Regions from separate parts of the Homo sapiens genome. Here region 2 is linked to region 1. Evidence: chromatin contacts called from ENCODE Hi-C or POLR2A ChIA-PET data. All regions are on one chromosome and are shown on one strand. The core of a region is the stretch at or near the end of the contact, and the rest is flanking DNA. Distances in the headings are between cores, read along the strand shown. Region 1 overlaps FERMT2 (FERM domain containing kindlin 2). Region 2 overlaps FERMT2 (FERM domain containing kindlin 2).

Region 1 (3,623 bases), core at 664-3,163:
TCTGATTTTTAATAAATATTTTCTTTCCAAGGAAAAACTGAGGAGCTTTGAGCAGATTTATATTTGGGGGTGAGAGGATAATTTTTTTCCTACAAAATAGGATAATTTTTTTCCTACAAAATAGAGAAAAGTACTTAAGTATACCACTGAACTCTTGGAAAAGATAAAAAATCAAACTAAAATGTATTTGTTTTGCTTTCCTAAGTGTCTACTCACTTTCTTCATGGCAAAAATTCTGTCTCGTGAAATGTTACTGGAATTACTATTCCACTTTACTGTTTAAAAATACCTCCCTACCCTTTACCGGAATAAGTCCCATTTACTAGACCTTTCAACTACCTGCAGGGCTGCAAACATCATCATTTCTTCTTCTGTGCATTCAATCTCTTCCAGGAGAATGGCCCATTTGGCCTGCTCGTAAAGCTGATTGATTCTGATTGCATCATACTGCAACAAGAGAAATAGTTCTTTTGTAATATATAACCTTTACCATTGAAAAATTTCAAACTCTGAATATTCAATTGACAAGAAAAATTTAATGCTTTTTTTCCTGGGATCTTAATTTACAAGCAAGAATTTTTATTTACAATCAAGTATTATTAGAAGGATACCTATGGGGTCAGACATGCCTATATATGCCCACATCTAATTTTCCATTAAAAATGACATTAAAATATGACAGAGAATAATTGATTGTACAGTATTAAAAAGTAGATTCTGTATGTTATTTTTCAGGGAAATAACCACTAGACATTATAGCCTTTAACATAAGAAATCTAATTTGATGACATTAAAGTAAGGCGGAACTACCGATTATTTTTCAGTGTTATTACTGCAACTTGCCATACAAACATGTAATCAGAAAGCAAATTATTCTGGGGAACATTTTGTTCACTGTGGAGAAGCATACCCAGATAAAGTGGCAAGTCCTTGGAAACGGCAGTTATTTTAAGTATGCAAAATACAGGGCAAATATACTTGTGGAAAATGTTTACTTATATGTTATTCAATTATCCATTTAATTATATAAATAAAAGTCAATAGTAATGCCTTAAGAATACTGCAGATTGAGTATCCCTTATCCAGAATGCTTGAGACCTTCTGTGTTGAATTTAGAATTTTTATAGATGATGGAATATTCCATTATACCAGTTGAGTGTCCCTAACATAAAAATCCAAAATGAGCATATCCTTTCAGCATCATGTCAGCCCTCAAAAGTCTTAGCTTTTGGAGCATTCTACATTTTCAAATTAGGAATGCTCAACATGTATTTTAGAACGTTGACAAAATACATCTCCATTCCCCTCACAAATGTAACTATTCCCAAAGTAGCTTTGGCTTTACTAAAAGTAGGTATGATGTGGCCTGAAAATGAATTAAAATTATTTTCTATAATTTTATTATAGAGATTTTACTGTTGTATAAAGAATTACTTAAGCATATAATAAAAGAATGTAAACATAACATTAAAATCTAGACTATACTCTAAACATGAAAAGGATGAGAGGGTAGCCAAGAGAGGTTTCTTTCCCCAGGCTGAAAGAGAAGTAAAAGATTCAAACCTCTGTGCCAAGTGTTTTCTACGGGGGAAAAAAGCTCCAGATATTTATGGTAAAGTTAAATCTTACCAGAAAAGTGAAGTACTATGGTAGCAGAGATAATACCAATCATAGTAAAGACAAGTAACAGTGTTTGTCTGTTACAGAGGAAAAAAATGTAGACCTAAGAAAAATTTGGCTGAGCATGGTGGCTCAGGCCGGTAATCCCAGCACTTTGGGAGGCTGAGGCAGGAGGATGGCTTCAGCCCAGGAGTTTTGAGACCAGCTTGGGTGAAATAGTGAGACTCTGTCTCTACAGAAAATAAGAAAGCCAGGTGTGGCTGGGTGAGCCTGTAGTCCCAGCTACTTGGGAGGCGACGTGGGAGAATGGCTTGAGTCCAGGACTTTGAGGTTACAGTGAGCCATGATCATACCACTGCATTCCAGCCTGGAGGACAGAGTGAGACCCTGTCTCAAGAAAAAAACGTTTTTTTGAAGCAACATCTTTTGGCACGTAATTAGTAATCTAAAAGTAATTGAAAAGGTAACCTTTTTGAAACTTTTATTTAAATATAGTTGAAGAGAGGTCTTATATTTTAAAAATGAACTTTGCCAATTCTTTTTTTTGTTTGTTTGAGATGGAGTCTTGCCCTGTTGCCCAGGCCGGAATGCAGTGGCATGATCTCGGCTCACTGCAAGCTCCGTCTTCCAGGTTCAAGTGATTCTCCTGCCTCAGCCTTCCAAGTAGCTGGCATTACCAGCGTGTGCCACCATGCGTGGCTAGTTTTTGTATTTTTAGTAGAGACGGGGTTTCACCATGTTGGCCAGGCTGGTCTTGAATTCCTGACCATGTGATCCGCCCACCTTGGGTTCTCAAAGTGCTGAGATTACAGGCGTTGAGCCACTGCACCCGGCCTAAACTTTGCCAGTTCTATAGTACCAAAAGAGTACCTTTAAAATACAAATCATGACACTCTAAGAGCTTAGAGATTAAAAAAAAGATAAAACCAAATCAGCCAAAAGTTTCATTATCTTAATAACAACAATAAAAAGGTTTAGTTATGCTTCCAACCTACTAAAATAGACTTATTTAAAATACAAATACCTTTGCCTAAAAGTTTGGGTTTTTAATAATTATTCAAGATTTCCTATATACAAATAATTCCTTATTCCACCGACTTCCAAAAACAAACATCCATGTGAACAAAACAAATTAATGGGGAAAAAAAAAAGATCCCTTTAAACCCTCGGTACCTTTGGATTCAAATCAAAAAAGCTGTAATACTTGAATCGGAGCAGCAAGGCCTCATTTTCCTTCACATCTTGTTCCATGAGAGATCTTGAGGAATCAAGCCATCTGGACAAATTAAGAACAGTGGAACAAAACAACACAGAATGAAGACAATATTTCTACCTCTAGCTGGATGAAGAAATTCAATTTTATCTATATCTTAAAACTTACCCTTGGTTGATTTTTGCTTTATCAAGAAGAGCTTGAGGCTTGAACATTTTTGCCAAGATTTCTGGTGACGTGATTGGTTGACTGACAGCAAGTATACCAGGATTGCCTTCTGACAAAGCACTGTCACCAAACCAAGCAGAAGTTGGTGACAAGGGGCTTCCATCATGAGCATCATAAGTGGGGGTCATTGTTTTACTATACAGTCCTGGGCTTGAATATATACTTCCTAATAAGTAACATGAAAAACAGGTAGTAAGTATGCAGTACAGCATCTTATTTTTCAATAATAACACATATTATGATATAAAGCACATTGTGAAACAAAAGTTTTATTCTGAAAGGAAAGCTTAGTATATTATTTTACCTGTTATGAAAACATGTGTAATTAATTCTCCTTGTATAACATTAAAACACGTAATAAAGCCTTAAGAATATAATTAAGTTGGCAGAAATTCTGGGGAAAAAAAATCAGTTCAAGAGAATTAGAAAATAAGGATATAGCTGAAGCAGACAGACCAACACTTTTTGTCTTTAAATTGTGGCAAGGCTCACCTTTCAGAGGGCCAATGTAAAGAACATCAGTGCCTATAGGAAAGGAAAGAAAGGAATTCAGAAGGTAAAG
Region 2 (3,623 bases), core at 781-3,280, 39 kb after region 1:
ACCATAATCAAGTGTTAGTGAGGATTTGTGGCAACGGGTTTTCATACATTGCTAGTTGGAATATAAACTGGTATAACCAACTGGGAGACAATTTGACAGTACTCTGAAATGAATTATGTATATATTTAAAACAGCAATTTTACTTCTACTTCTAGGTGGATACTCGAGAGAAATTCTTGCACACACGTACAAAACTTAGTAAGAAAATACCTACGTGGTAATGGCAATAACATATACAGTTTATGGATATATACACACAGAGATACGTGTGTGTGTGTGTGTGTGTGTGTATGTGTGTGTCTGTGTATTTTACAGTACTGGATACACACTGAACTTATGATAGTAGTTGCTTTGTAAAGGGAAGTTAGGATAATGAGACTCAAGAATTTTACCAGTATTACTTTGACTTCAAGTCATATTTGTCATTTGACAAAATGACAAAATATCAACAATTATTAATTCCAGATAATGGGAATTTGGTATTCTTTGTATTTTTCTCTATTTTAATAATAATAATAAAAACCCTGTTTCACTTTAAAAAAAATTTCAAGGGCATTAGATCAAAAAGGCAATGTGAATCTACCTGTATCTCCCCTCCTACATCCCGAATCCCCTGAAATGACAGCAAAAGATATTTAAAAATTGTAGGCGGGGAGGGAAGATGAACATCCATAACAGTGCTAGGAGACAGGAAACTACAGTAAGAGGGTAAATAATGAGTGATTCTTGAAGACAGAAAAAAGTTGGTATTGGTTTAAGGGAAGCCACAGCCCAAACTAAACACAAGAAATGGGTGAGGATTCAGACTCCTCCAAGCTCCAAGCCTACAGGCATAAGCAGCAGGCAGGGCTCTGGGTTAAGAGGTAGGTAGTCTCAGCACCTCCATACTGTCCACAGGTCAGTGCTTGAGGCATTGTACAGGAGCAGCATTTGCCCACAGGCTCTAGCAGTGAGTGTGGGTGCTGACACCAGCAAGGAAGATTGGGTACTCTGGCGCTAGCCCAACTAAAATATTTTCAAATGTTTTCAGCAATATTTAAAACATTTGAAAATGTTGCAGCATTTGCTCTAAGAGTGAAGCAACCTAACTGATCATTAACAGGGAAATGTGGTTATAAATTATACTTGATCTTAGCCAAAAAGGCCAAGAAGTAATTGGATGTAAATTAATAGTACGTCTATACTCTGAATTACAGCTTAAAAGAATGTATAACACATAGAAAGATCTCTAAGACATTACTAAGTTTAAAAAATACATATAAAATGCTCCTATTTATTAAAAAAAATCCGATATGTATGGACAAATAAATGCATAGAAAATCACCAAACTGTCAAGAATGATTACTTAGGGGAAGGGGGAGCTTACTATGTATGTCTATATTCATTGATTCTTTTACAACAGAGTGTATTTATAAATTACTAGTATAATTTAAAAATTTAACATGAATAAAAAACTGCAGTACTTTATTTGGAATTAAAATATGAGAAGTCACTAAATGTATCTTTAACCAAGAATTTCTCAAATAGGAAAAAATACAGCAGAGTTCTGCACTAGTGGTAGTGACAGCAGTTCACATTTTCTCAGATGGTTGAATACTTCCTGTCATATGACATAACTGGGTCAGCCAAAGTAACCCACATCTCATTTCAGAATGCATAAATAGAAATACTACAGAGATGTTCAAATTGTAGACTGGTGAAGGAAGACAACACTCATAGTCATTTCCTTAGGAGCTGTGTCAGGCCTTCAATGGAGGAAGTGACACAATCTGCCTGAATCACTAAAATCAAATAGTGACTTATGTGAAGGAAACATTGCAAAGCCATGTATGTTCCCCTGAAAATAGTGCCTGTTCCTTTAACCTCTCCATAAAAATAAAGTATTAAATATCAGATACAATTCTAGTAAGGAAAGAATCTCTACTAGGTTCTTCCTGTTCCACCTTAACCCAGCATTTATCTTAATATAAAAACTTTAATGAAGTAGAAATTTCACACACATACATATATACAGATAGTTCAGCCCATGCCCCATCCCTTGGGATAAGCTATGTCAGTCATCGGTCATCTGTACATCACATAACTCGTATTTTAAGAAGAATTTATGTAATACTTACTAAAAGTCTTACAGATGTCAGAAACAGCTTTGAAGACTCTATCAGAGAAATTCACTTTCACCTTCACATACTTCATGTTGGGAAGCTGCAGGCGGAGCAGTTTGTGCTGAGGGGTGAACTGAAGCTTAGCATCTGCCTGAATACCATACTTATCTAAGGTCCAATGTGTCTTCAGAAGCCAAGTTCTCTTCTTTTCCCACCAGAGAGCATGGTCAGACCAATCTTTTTTTACATCTATAAAAAACAAACAATAAACAAATCACTTAAAAATCACCAAGGTGATTTTGAGAAATTAAAAGCAGAAAACTAGATAATTGGGTATTTAACAGCAATAATTAACTACTAAGTTACTGTTATGTGACAGGTACAAAAGAAACATTAACAGCTGAGAAAACACGCTCTGTCCTGAAAAGCCAGTACACAAGGCAGCTGAGGCAGAATATATAGGGCAACTAAGAATGTTTGAGTCAACTACAAAATGGGACACATGGATGACAGAGAAAGTACCCTCTTATTCTCAGAAAACAGAATCCTGAGGGCTAGAATAGGAAGGATTAATAAAGACAAGGAGTTGGTGGGCTTGGAACTCGTCCTATAGGAATGGACAATAACATTCTGATGAGAAACTGAACAGACTGTGGTTTATGAAGTTGCAGAAATGTGTGAAGGTGAATAATGGGTGGTGAAAAGATGGGGAACCAAAGTGAACAGAGACCAATATCCTAGGTGAAGAGGAGGAACAGGGAAAACACCCATGAGAAACACTATAACTTAAGAGAAAGCTCTAAAAATAAAAAAATAAAAAACTACATTCTGGCCACATGTGCTCTCCCAAATAGATCCCCGAAAATGGATCTAAAGTCACACTGCCCAACATTTTTCTCTGAGCACGTTTTGGTACAAGTATAACAGGAAACATTAATATCTGTTCAACTATTTAACAGCCTTATGCAACTAAATGAAACCAAATAAAGAAAAGAATGTAATTTACACAAGATTTAGCTACCCCCAGATAAGGCAGGTCGTAACAATAAACTTGTAGCAGTAAAATCCAACTTCAACTAGTTATTTATTTACTTATGACTAGGATAGGAAGTTGGTTTTTAAAGCTGCAATCAAAGTAAAGACTGCTGGGATCAACTGTATGTTAAACTTACTAAGTGCCAAAAAAAGGGAAAGTGATGTTTCAAAAAACAAAACAAAACAAAACACACACAAAAAGAACAGGCCCAGCGTGGTGGCTCATGCCTGTAATCCCAGAACTTTGGTAGGCTGAGGCTGGAGGATCGCTTGAGCCCATGAGTTCGAGACCAGGCAAGGCAACATGGTGAAGTCCCATCTCTATAATTTTTTTTTTTTTAATTAGCCAGGCATGGTGGCATGTGCCTGTAGTCCCAGCTACTCAGGATGCTGAGGTAGGAGGATCACTTGAGCCCATAAGGTCAAGGTTGCAGCGAGCTGTGATGTGAAACTACATTCCAGCCTGGGCAAGGGAGCGAGACTCTG

The links. A loop is a pair of places that touch in the nucleus more often than their neighbours do. ChIA-PET counts read pairs that join two places held with the same protein, here RNA polymerase II (POLR2A). Pooled maps may share reads with other maps.
Region 2: a loop to region 1 is called in a map of aorta, with 2.2 times the contacts of the local background. The contact joins two enhancer-like sites. A Hi-C loop is called at or near these places in 9 of 168 maps with a recorded cell type or tissue (IMR-90, MCF 10A, aorta and 6 more) and 11 of 50 pooled maps. POLR2A ChIA-PET finds 5 or more read pairs at or near these places in 10 of 52 experiments (BJ, CD4-positive, alpha-beta T cell, GM12878 and 6 more).

What each region holds. Positions count from the first base shown.
Region 1 is chr14:52,878,243-52,881,865 of GRCh38, forward strand. It overlaps FERMT2 (FERM domain containing kindlin 2), which reads right to left. Exons shown (of 15, transcript NM_006832.3): 5 at 3,002-3,227; 6 at 2,794-2,896; 7 at 340-447. The region is part of intron 1 of LOC105370500 (a long non-coding RNA gene); the gene reads left to right. Among named protein-coding and RNA genes, the nearest start is that of FERMT2, 71 kb to the right of the region's middle. Within about 2 kb of position 1,914, at least 2 of the 41 ENCODE cell types and tissues checked have a DNase peak (open chromatin) inside an H3K27ac peak, as active enhancers do.
Region 2 is chr14:52,917,006-52,920,628 of GRCh38, forward strand. FERMT2 (FERM domain containing kindlin 2) reads right to left here. Exons shown (of 15, transcript NM_006832.3): 3 at 2,118-2,351. The region is part of intron 2 of LOC105370500 (a long non-coding RNA gene); the gene reads left to right. Among named protein-coding and RNA genes, the nearest start is that of FERMT2, 32 kb to the right of the region's middle. RefSeq lists an enhancer at 1,614-1,723. Within about 2 kb of position 2,031, at least 7 of the 41 ENCODE cell types and tissues checked have a DNase peak (open chromatin) inside an H3K27ac peak, as active enhancers do.